2 separate regions of the Mus musculus genome follow, and region 2 is linked to region 1. The links are chromatin loops, found by intact Hi-C in ENCODE. Cell type or tissue: left cerebral cortex. All regions are shown on one strand. Links, peaks and the distances in the headings refer to the core of each region. The heading gives the core; the rest is flanking DNA. Region 1 has its middle 47 kb from the start of Plekhb2. Region 2 has its middle 88 kb from the start of Gm25096.

What was found. A loop is a pair of places that touch in the nucleus more often than their neighbours do. Peaks named below come from ENCODE experiments on the same cell type or tissue, not always from the same donor. Only the 100,000 strongest peaks of a DNase experiment are listed, where the experiment ranks them.
Region 2: a loop joins it to region 1, with 3 times the contacts of the local background. A loop is called at or near these places in 5 of 42 quality-filtered maps.

Annotation. Positions count from the first base shown.
Region 1 is chr1:34,894,620-34,900,000 of GRCm38, forward strand. It overlaps the pseudogene Gm19430. Among named protein-coding and RNA genes, the nearest start is that of Plekhb2, 47 kb to the left of the region's middle. In left cerebral cortex, for the core only: CTCF peaks have their summits at 1,702 and 2,496 (motif pointing left); a DNase peak (open chromatin) is centred at 2,482.
Region 2 is chr1:35,264,364-35,269,744 of GRCm38, forward strand. No RefSeq gene overlaps it. Among named protein-coding and RNA genes, the nearest start is that of Gm25096, 88 kb to the left of the region's middle. In left cerebral cortex, for the core only: a CTCF peak has its summit at 2,473 (motif pointing left); a DNase peak (open chromatin) is centred at 2,472.

The sequences.
Region 1 (5,381 bases), core at 98-5,097:
TGTGAAGTCCCAGGTGCTCCAGGAACCTGCCATTCCGGGTGTGGCCACAGCCCCAGTTAGTGGTCCTGGCCATGCAACACTGTGCCCTGTGAGCCAGGTGCTTCACTTAGCCATCCCTGCCCTAGGATAAGAGCCTGGAGTGCATTGCCCAAAGCCTGATGGTGGGTGTCTCTCCTGGAGCTGGCAGTGGCATAAAGATTCTTCTAATGGATGACTTTTGAGATGCCACCGTGCATAAATGTGGAAAAGTTGTTTTGGTTTGATCACTGTGTCGGAAGGATTTCTCTGCGTAGCTCAAGCTGTCATCTCCATGGCTCACTGTGAGGCCCTTTATCTTGTGAATATTTGTGCATTACTTGGTGACAACCTCATAAATACTGTTGAAGGATGGAGGCCTCCCTCTGAAAAGTCCTTCTAGCTGTGGCAGACGGTACCAGCCTAACACTACAGGGTGAGAAACGGAACTTAGTGCAGGCTGGGGAGGCTCGGTGCTGAGTTTGAGGAGCAAGCTCGCCACAGCCGTAGGACAGGGAGGCTTCTGGGGCAGGTGTAGAAGAGGCTCAGGCTGCACAGCTCTTGGTGTGACAGGCGTGATGGCTAATACTGGTTGTCATCATGATTGGATCCAGAACCAACTAAGAGACATTGCTGCGGGTGAGTCTGTGAGGCCATTTGGGGGCAGGATTAAAGAAGGGGATGGGGAAGACTCTCTCTGTGAGATGCATGGTGTCCTAGATAGCACACTCCAGCTCTGCAGCTAGTTGTTAACAGCATCATGGGCACATAAATGGGAAGAGGGTATCCTTTACTGAGCACCGGGGGTCCCCTCGTTGTTTATATAAGCTCTCTTACCTGTTTATATAGGCTTTCTTTTAAGTCTCCCCTTGAAAAAAGGAATCCAGGGATCAGGGAGAGAAGGTGGCTAGGGATAGAGGGACACAGGGGACCCCATCAAAGGCTGCAACCCATTTTTGACCTGAGCTCATTTGGGGCAGGGGGTGTGGACGGTTGAAAATCTGCAGGAGGGGCAGAAGGAGGAGACTCAGCCTGTGTTTCAAAGGCTAGATGGAATGGGCATGCCTGTAGGCAGTACCTTCCCTCTGCAGAATGCTGCTGAGGGAAAGCAGCATTCGTTTGCCTGCCTTGCTGGTGACCTGCCTTGCGGGTGAATGCATCTACATTGCTGCCGTCAAGCAGCTGCTGCTTGTGCTCACTGACACTAGAACTCAGTCTACTTGGCTTTCTGATGTCATCTTGGAGACCAGCAGCTCTCTAGAAATCCTCCCCGTCTTCAGCACTAAGTTGAGACCATGCCCTAGCCTCATGGACTGGGCAACCACGGAGTTCTCATCCTCTGCAGCATGCAGTTGGCCATTGCTGGACTACCCAGGACCCATTGTGTAAGTCAATCCAACGAGTCCCCTTTATACTGTATATGTCTTTTGTCGGTTCGGCTTCTTTAGAACAACTTGGCTAACACAGCAGGAAAAAGTCCAGGCTACATGCTAATGGCTAGGCACCTCCAAGACACATCAGCACAGAGGGGAAGCAGGGATAGGAAGAGAGTGAGCACTGGCCTGGTGACCTAGTGTGAGAGGCATCTGGAAGTTCAGGTACAGAGCCGGTGTCACCCTGGGCACACCCAGGCATCAGGCCCAGAAGTACAGAGCTATGCTGCACTGTGCTGACACAAGGTGGGGCTGGAGCTTTGCATGCCTGCTTCTGCACAATGTTGGCCATAAACTGTGGAAGTGATTCCTCCTGCTGTTCCCGTTTTCTACGTGAATAAACCGAAGACCGAAGATACTAAGAAGGCTTCCTCAAGGACAGAATTTGAATTCATATCCTGTCCACCCAAATACTGGCAAGTATGTATCATGCTGTGCTGAGCCGTGTAGTGATGGGTGGTGTTATGCCCTATAGCATGGTGAGGAACTGAATTTCACGTCCTCGTAGACTACATCACACAGTGCTTTGCTGTTCCATATTGCTTTGTATGGTCCTACATTATATTGTGGTTTTCTTTTAGGTGTATGTATATGTGTGCATGTGTATGTGGGAGTGCATGCATGTGTGTGTGTGCATATGGCCAGCACATATGAGTGTAGGTGCCTGTAGAAACCAGAGGCATTGGATTTCCTGGAGCTATAGTTATAGGCAGTTGTGAGACATTCAACATGGGCACTGGGAACTGAACTCAGGTCCTCTGGCAGAGCAGTGAGTGCTCTTAACCATTGAGCCATCTCTTCAACCCCTGCCTGGCTATTAAATGTGATTTTTGTGATTGAACTAAAAATCTCTTGCTTGCAAGGAAAGTACTTCACTCTACTTAGTCTACTGTATTGTCCCCATTGGCGAATCCACGAGAATTGGAAATTCATCTAAGTCACCAACCTCGTAGGCACCCCAGCTCAGCTTCACAGCACACAGTCATGTGTAGATTGTTTTCCTTTGGTGACAACTGGGCTGGTTGGGAACTATGGCTCATTGCTGCCACCCAGTGGCTCACCAAGTCTTGTGACCACATGTCACAATCCCCTAGAGAGTTGAGAATTCAAAAATTGGAGTCTTGTGGTTATGTATATCACATTTACACTATCATAAAATGAAAATATTGTGCATCGAATCACTATGATGGTGTTGTCAACTTAATAGAATATAGAATCATTGGAGAGATTGGTGGTTTTGCTAGTATTTTTATCACAGCAACAAGAAAAGGAACTAAGACAGGCAACATGTGTCTAATATGATATTGTGTTGCACTGTCCTGTGTGTGTGTGTGTGTAGAAGAGAGAGAGAGAGAGAGAGAGAGACAGAGACAGGGACAGAGAGACAGAGAGACAGAGAGAGACAGAAAGACACAGAGATACACAGAGAGAGGTTCATGTGTATGCAGGTGTGTGTATGCGTGTGTGTGTGTGGGTGCCCAATGCACATGTGACTGCATGAATGTGGGGTTAGTCCTTCAGATGCTATCCACTCCATTTGTAGCATGTGTCTCTTTGTGTGTATCTGTGTGTATATGTGTGTGTGTGTGTTTGTGTGTGTGTGTGTCTGTGAGAGGAGGGGGCAGAGACAGAGACACAGAGAGAGGCTCATATGTATGCAGGTGTGTGTGTGTATCTTAGTTAGGGTTTTACTGCTGTGAACAGACACCATGACCAAGGCAACTCTTATAAAGACAACATTTAATTGGGCCTGGCTTACAGGTTCAGAGGTTCAGTCCGTTATCATCAAGGTGGGAGCATGGCAGCATCCAGGCAGGCATGGTGCAGGCAGAACTGAGAGTTCTACGTCTTCATCTGCAGGCTGCTAGTGAAAGACTCACTTCTAGGCAACTAGGAAAGAGGTCTTAAACCCGACGCCCACAGTGACACACCTATTCCAACAAGGCCACACCTCTTAATAGTGTCTCCCCACCCACATGCCAAGCATATACAAACCATCACAATGTATGTTGGGGGTGTTATGCATGCATGTGTGCCTGCATGAATATGTGGATAGTCCAACAGATGCTATCCACCTCATTCATGCATGTATGTGTGTGTACATGAGAGAGAGTGAGACAGAGACAGAGACAGAGACAGAGACAGAGAGAGACTCATTAGCCTGGAGCTCACCTGTTTGACATCTGACTGGCTGATGAGCTCCAGGGATCCACCAGTCCCGAGGATACAAGCAAGGTGAGCATTTCATTGGCTAAACTATGCCCCCAGCCCTGTTCCACTTATTACACTGTAGTATATTGTTCTGTATTGCTTCTCATGATATGATCTGAAGATACATCCAATATATGTCAAAGGTAATGTTCCAGTGATGGTCCAGCCTTATTCTATGAAATGGAAAAAAAAACCAGACACACTGTATTATTATGGATCATTGACGCATGCTATTTTTTAAGGTCTATGAGGTGTCTTCTCACACTTAGTCAAGTCTCAGTAACAGGATCAGGCCTCTAGGGGAGGGTCTGTCCGACCTCAGCCTCTCAGAAGGTAAGGCTCCTAGGAGCACTGTGGTTCTAGGATGTGCTTTGTGTCACCTGATATAATCAACTTTCCCACTGATAGACTTTCTGCAATTACTGACTGCTGAACTTGGAAATTTCTGGCAGTCAGACTTCTGAAATAAAATGATTCACAGGGGCTAGAGAGCAACAGCTTTGTAGCAAAGTGCTTGCTTAGCATGCAGCAGGCCCCACAGTAAATATCTTCTGATAAAATGGCATTTGTCTTACTTTTTGGTTGTGTGATAAAATCCTTTTCTCCAGGGTTTAGTTCGGTTCACAGTGCAAGAGTACAGTCAGTCATGACAGGGCAGTCAAGGTGGGTGCCCGAAGTTGCTGATCGCTTCACAGCTCCAGTCAGGAAACAGAAAGATGAATGCATGCTGCTGCTCACTTCCTCTTACATTTACATGGTCCAGGCTCTCAGCCTGGGAATGGTGACATCCACAGTGGGCAAGTCTTCCCACATTAATGAATGAAATAACAATAAACTCTCCACAGACATTCCTAGAAGATCTTTTGTTAGGTGAGTTTAATGTCTGTCAGGTTATCAATTCTATCTATCTATCTATCTATCTATCTATCTATCTATCTATCTATCTATCTATCTTGTCTTAGTTGGGGTTTTACTGCTGTCAACAGACACCATGACCAAGGCAACTCTTATAAGGACAACATTTAATTGGGGCTGGCTTAAGGGTAAGAGGTTCAGTCCATTATCATCAAGACAGGAAGCATGGGAGCATCCAGGCAGGCATAGTGCAGGAGGAGCTGAGAATCTACATCTTCATCTGAAGGCTGATAGCAGAATACTGTCTTCCAGGAAGCTAGGACAAAGCCCACACACACAGTGACACACCTACTCCAACAAGGCCACACCTTTTAATAGTACCACTCCCTGAGCTGAGCATATACAAATCATCATATACATATAAATAATTTTCTTATTTATTCACTTTACATTCTACTCACTGCTCCCATCCCAGTCACTCCTCCCACAATTTCCCCCCTCTCTTTCCTCTTCTCCTCTGAGATGGGTGGGGCTCCTCTGGTTTTCCCCACCCTGGCGCTTCAAGCCTCTGCAGGGATAGGCGCTTCCTCTCCCACTGAGGCCAGACAAGGCAGCCCAGCAAGAAGAACATATTCCACATACAGGCAACAGCTTTTGGGATAGCCCCAGTTCCAGTTGTTTGGGATCCACATGAATGTCAAGCTGTACATTTTCTATGTAAGAGTGGGGAGGCCTGGTATTAAAAACCAAGACATCATGAATTTTGGAGGCAAATGGATAGAACTTGAGAATATCATCCTGAGTGAGGTAACCCAGTCCCAAAAGGACATGCATGGTATGTACTCACTTATAAGTGTATATTAGCCA
Region 2 (5,381 bases), core at 260-5,259, 370 kb after region 1:
GATTCTGACTAGCTGCATCTCCTGGTTGTCATCTCTGTCACACCTCACTGTGGCCATATGCACAGATGTCAGGAGACACCTTAGGGTAGCACGCTTCCCTCTCAGATCACAGGATTCTAGGAACTGCTCAGCTACCCATTACATGCCAGTAGCCACTAGACCCACAGAGATGCTACTCCCGTGAGTTTCCCAATGTGCAGGTTACAATCAAAAGCATCAACAAACCACACCTGGTCCACCAATATTCACAGGTGATGCGTGTCTGCAGAGTGGAAAGCTCGCAGAGTGGACAGGACTTGCCTACATGTGGGCTGACTTTGGTTACTACATTTGCTTGTGATCTCTTGACACCATGCTGGCCAGCTTATGGATGGTGGTGAGTGACCTCCATCCCCAAATATACTGCATAGAAATGAAGAGGCTGGGAGAGAATAAAAGCTATGATCAAGCCAGGGACTTGGGTGGGAGGCAGAAGTCAGAGCAGAGAGAATGAAACCTTGCCCTGTGGCTCCTATCCTGTGGACTATGGCAGTTTTTAGAGAAGACTGGCTTCCCTTCAGGTCTAGTGGCCCATAGGAGTGATGTCACCAGGTGGTTGGCAGGAGTTGACAGTATAAGTCGGTCACTGGGCAGTGAGAACAAATGTTAGCGAAGATTCCTGAACTTGCATGGAGTTGCTCGACTGGGATGGAGAGTAAGATCAGCTGAGGCCCAGAGAAATAGATACACGAGGCAGGTCTGCCACAGAGACAATCCATCCAGCCATATGGCTCTGTGCCTCAGATTCCAGAGGAAGATCCAGGATCTGCTTGTGTCCAGCAGCCCTGCTGCCTCTTGGATATTTTTACAGGAAGTTAAATCTTGGCTCTTGGCCACACGGTGCCATAACACATCTCTGATATAATTCCTTCTGCCTTGGTTCTGGCAGCCCAAAGCCAGCTCTAAGCACCAGCCCAGCCCATGGCTCTAAGTGCAAGCTCAGCCCAGGGCTCTAAGCACCTGCACAGCTCATGCTGCCAGCAAGGGCTGAACTCCCTGCTTCAGAGACACAGCCTTGCTGGCTCAGGGCTCACATTCCTCCCCATCATTCTACACCCTGACCCAGGGCCCACTGGCAGCTCCTAAGGAGCTCTGGGCTTCTTGTTAATTTTGCAGGTCCAAGGATGCCCATCCCTGCCAACAAAAATATGCTTTCCCATGGCCAGGGCAATTGACATTCATTTTTTACATCCTGCTGGCCATGTCACGAACCTGAAAAGAAGAAACCCCATCTTAGTACTTAGATCTACTCTCCCAGACCCCTTGTGCTCAGCCCAGTGTAGAACTGTAGAGGAAAGCCTCTCTCTCTCTCTCTCTCTCTCTCTCTCTCTCTCTCTCTCTCTCACACACACACACACACACACACACACACACTTTGTTTCCTTTTGTACAAGCCACCAACAATGCCTTTTGCACCGGGTCAGAGTGCAGTGTAGGAGTCTGTGATTGTGTTGTATTGATTTGTATCTGGAAAGAGTTTAGAATCACCTAGGAGACAAACCCCTTGGCAAAGTTTCTGGACTGGGCTAATTGATGTAGGGAGAATATCCTAAATGTGGGCAGCGCTATTTCACGGGCTGGAGTCCCAGACTAAATAAAAATGCCAACCTTAACCTCTGTGTGTTTCCTGGCTATGAACACAGTGTGACCCACTGTATCATGTGCCTTTCCTATTGAAGTCCATGGACGTCAGAGACAAAATAAACCCTTGGTTCCTTAAGGTGCGTTTGTATGGTTTTTGTTGCAGCAGTGAAGAAAGTAGTAATATACGTGAGAACAGCATCTGGCAGCTGGAGTGCTCACAGTGGATGTTCCAGCCCTGGTCTTCCCTGGGGTTGCATCTCTCGGGCCTCCAGAAGTGTGTGTGATGCTGACAGTGTCTCTACTTTGTGATTAATGTGCCCCTCAGCTGGCTGTGGGGATCCAGAAAGTTCCACAGGGATTTTTGAGTCAGACCCTAGAATCCCATCCACAGTTCTGTGGGATTGAGGAAAGAGATCCGCCTTAGCTGTAGTTAGTCACATTTCTATGTCTGGCTGTGGTCAGATTTGGCAGAGAGCAACTATCTTCCCGTGGTTGCTGATTGCTTATCATAGGCTTCATACTATGTTACTACTCAACCAGAAGCCTAGAAGATGGGCCCTGTCCTCAGTGGGGAGCACCAGGATACACTGTAGCCAGCACCTCTCCCTGTACAGGAACACTGTCAGAGGAAAGGGCTCGGAAGTACCAGTAACTTTGTCATCAGCACAGGTTGACGAGTCACAGAACTGGTGGCTGCCCTCGTTGGAGGGAGATTTTCATGTCATTTGGTTTTGTCTACTAGAGTGAAGGAGGGGAATGGGTTTTATCCATACAGAGCACTCTGCTCAGTTCTAGCGGGTCAAGGTCTAAGGAATGGGGCCTGCAGATGTTACTGTTCTGTGCTGCCCTCCGCTGGCAGCTACGATCAACCCCAACGTGTTCTTCACCATCACGCCTGATGGTGAGCTCCTGGGATGTGTCTCCATTGAGTGATTAGCAGACAAAGTTCAAAAGACAATGGAAATTTTTCATGCTCTAAGCACTGGAGAGAGAGAGAGAGAGAGAGAGAGAGAGAGAGAGAGAGAGAGAGAGAGAGAGAATTTAGATATAAGGGTCACTTCTTTCACAGAATTATTCCAGGATTCATGGCTACCTTTAGGTATAGATTTTTCTGTTATACTGGCATGGTAAAGGTCTCCCCCATAAGACCTGAATTAAAAGGTTAGCCTTGGGGCCTCAGAGATGGCTCAGCAGTTATGAGTACTGGTTCTTCTTGAAGAGTATCAGGTTCACATCCCAGAATCCACATGACAGCTCACAACCATCCAGGGGATCCAGTGCCCTCTCTGACTTCACAGGGCACAAGGGATGTTGGCAAAACACTCATACATATACAATAAAATAAATAAACTTTTTTTTTTAAAAAAAGGTTAACCCCTACTAAATACCAAAGTAAATTGGTTTACAGGTAAAAATAGCTTCACAAACAACCTTAAAAAAAAAAAAAAAAAGACAGGGCAAGGTTAAAACAGCTTCCAAGAGAAAAAGCCATTTCCTCTCAAAACCTCAGCTTGAAATTGTAAAGTTACCAGTTTAAGCAGAAATTCACACGTGGGGAATGATGCTGGTTCACCCACATTCCACATTGTGCTTTGTAGTCCTTCCCATTCATGCTACTACATAGAGAACAAAGGAGATTTTATGACAGAGAACACAAAGTTTTTCTCTTGGTAAATATGGCCTTAGCATCTTATCTTCCAGAGGCTGTCTGACTCTAACATTAGTGACAGTAATGACTCCTAAAGGCCATTGGAAGGAGAGTATATATGCCAGGCAGGCAGTATTCCAGGGGCCATGGAAATGGCTCTGACACCCCTTTTCCTGAATTAAATGTGCCCAGCTTCTACGGAAGCAGAAAAGAAAATGAGCTGCCAAATCAGGATGCACACTGATGACAAAAGGTGTCTGCATGTGAGGAGAAGCCAAGTCTGTTGCCTCAGGCAGACCAGAGGGAAGTTATTGGGGGGGGGGGGAGATTCATGAGGGTGTCGCCCAGTAAGACAGGCATCAGCTGCTACCATCGCATGTGCCGTGGGGGGTCAAAAACTCAAATCCCCAATCTGAGAAGATGTCAGACACTGCCACTCTGTCTCCATGGTAACCCAGGAGGCAGAATCAAGACACCACCTGTACTTGACTCAGTACATAGCAAGACATACCTAAGAAAAGACTGGTCGTTCGAGCTTCCTCAGATGTCCACCGAGAGGACATAAACGCTTTCTGGTTGTTGTGGTTGTTGTGGTTGTTGTTGTTGTTGTTGTTGTTGTTGTTTTCCTGACAGTCTCTCTGGACAGATAAAAGTGCCAAAGGACTGAGAAAGTTGGGAAGACTTTATTTTAAAAAAAAAAAATCTTGCTTCAGACTGCTCAGATTTCTACAAAGTGACCATAGACCTTCATTTTCTAAAATAACCCAAGAGGCCTCACTGTCTTAAGCATAACCTACCTTCTCTACAGCTGTTTGGATCCTCAGACACTGGAGAAAGTGCAGAAGACCCTAGCTTCCATGGCACCATATCAGGATTGCTGAGAAATACTTGTGTTAGCTTCTTACCACTTTGTTAAATGTTAAAATCACCTGTCAGAGGCCGGAGATGTGGGTTAAGAGAACTTTCTGCTCTTGCAGAGAATTTAAGTTTAGTCTCCAGCACCCTCACATCTGATAGCTCATAACCCCCTACAACTCTGCTTCCAGGGGATCCAACAACCTCTTCTGGTCTCTACAAACACTGTATTTACATTCATACCATGTATGAACACACACACACACATATCACCTGTAATACCTCTTTCCAAATCAGCCCTTATAAAATACTTCAACAGATGGTCTTTTCTAGCTTGAGACTCATTAGCCTTTTCTAAGACTCAGAAAATGATAAGATATATAATTTGAACATAGCTAAGAAAAAACTTCATTAAATTATGGCAAAAAAGTTCTTCTGGTTCCTGACAATAAAACACTTAACCCACAGGTGCAGTCAAGAAACTGTGCATATGTTTGCGTGTGTGTGTGCATGTATGTGCCCGCATATGCATATATATGTGTGTACATGTGCATGTGTGAGTTTGTAGCACATGTGTGTGCTTGAGTGAGTGTGAGGCAGAGGAGTTGCTTCACAGAGCTCTGAAGACCTGCCGGTCTCTTTCACTTAACACTGGAGGACAGACAAATTCTCTGTACCTGCTTTTATGTAACATTCAGATCAGGGCCATTTCCATACCTACCAGTAATTCTAACCTTACTTTGTTTGATTTGCTTCTTTGTTTGCTTCTTAAGCTTTACATTTATTTATTTGTGTGGGGATGAGGGTGTGTGAATGGGGATGAGGGTGTGTGAATGGGGATGAGGGTGTGTGAATGGGGATGAGGGTGTGTGAATGGGGATGAGGGTGTGTGAATGGGGATGAGGGTGTGTGAATGGGGATGAGGGTGTGTGAATGGGGATGAGGGTGTGTGAATGGGGATGAGGGTGTGTGAATGGGGATGAGGGTGTGTGAACTGATTCTCCCTTCCTCTATGTGGGTCCAGGCCACCTAACTCAGGAGGTCAGGCTCAGGGGCAAGGTCTGCGCCCTATCTAACAGGGAGGGGTTTGGGAAAATGGATCTCCAAGCACTATCAGCCCTTAAGGTGAAAGACTCTAAAGTTTGGAGGAGGGATAGACGCATGATGGGAAGACAAGGAAAATCACAGGGTGTGAAGGAAGCCTTTTACCTTGGGGTCTATCTGTCTTTCCTGTGGAGTCAGGGAATGTCAGCTG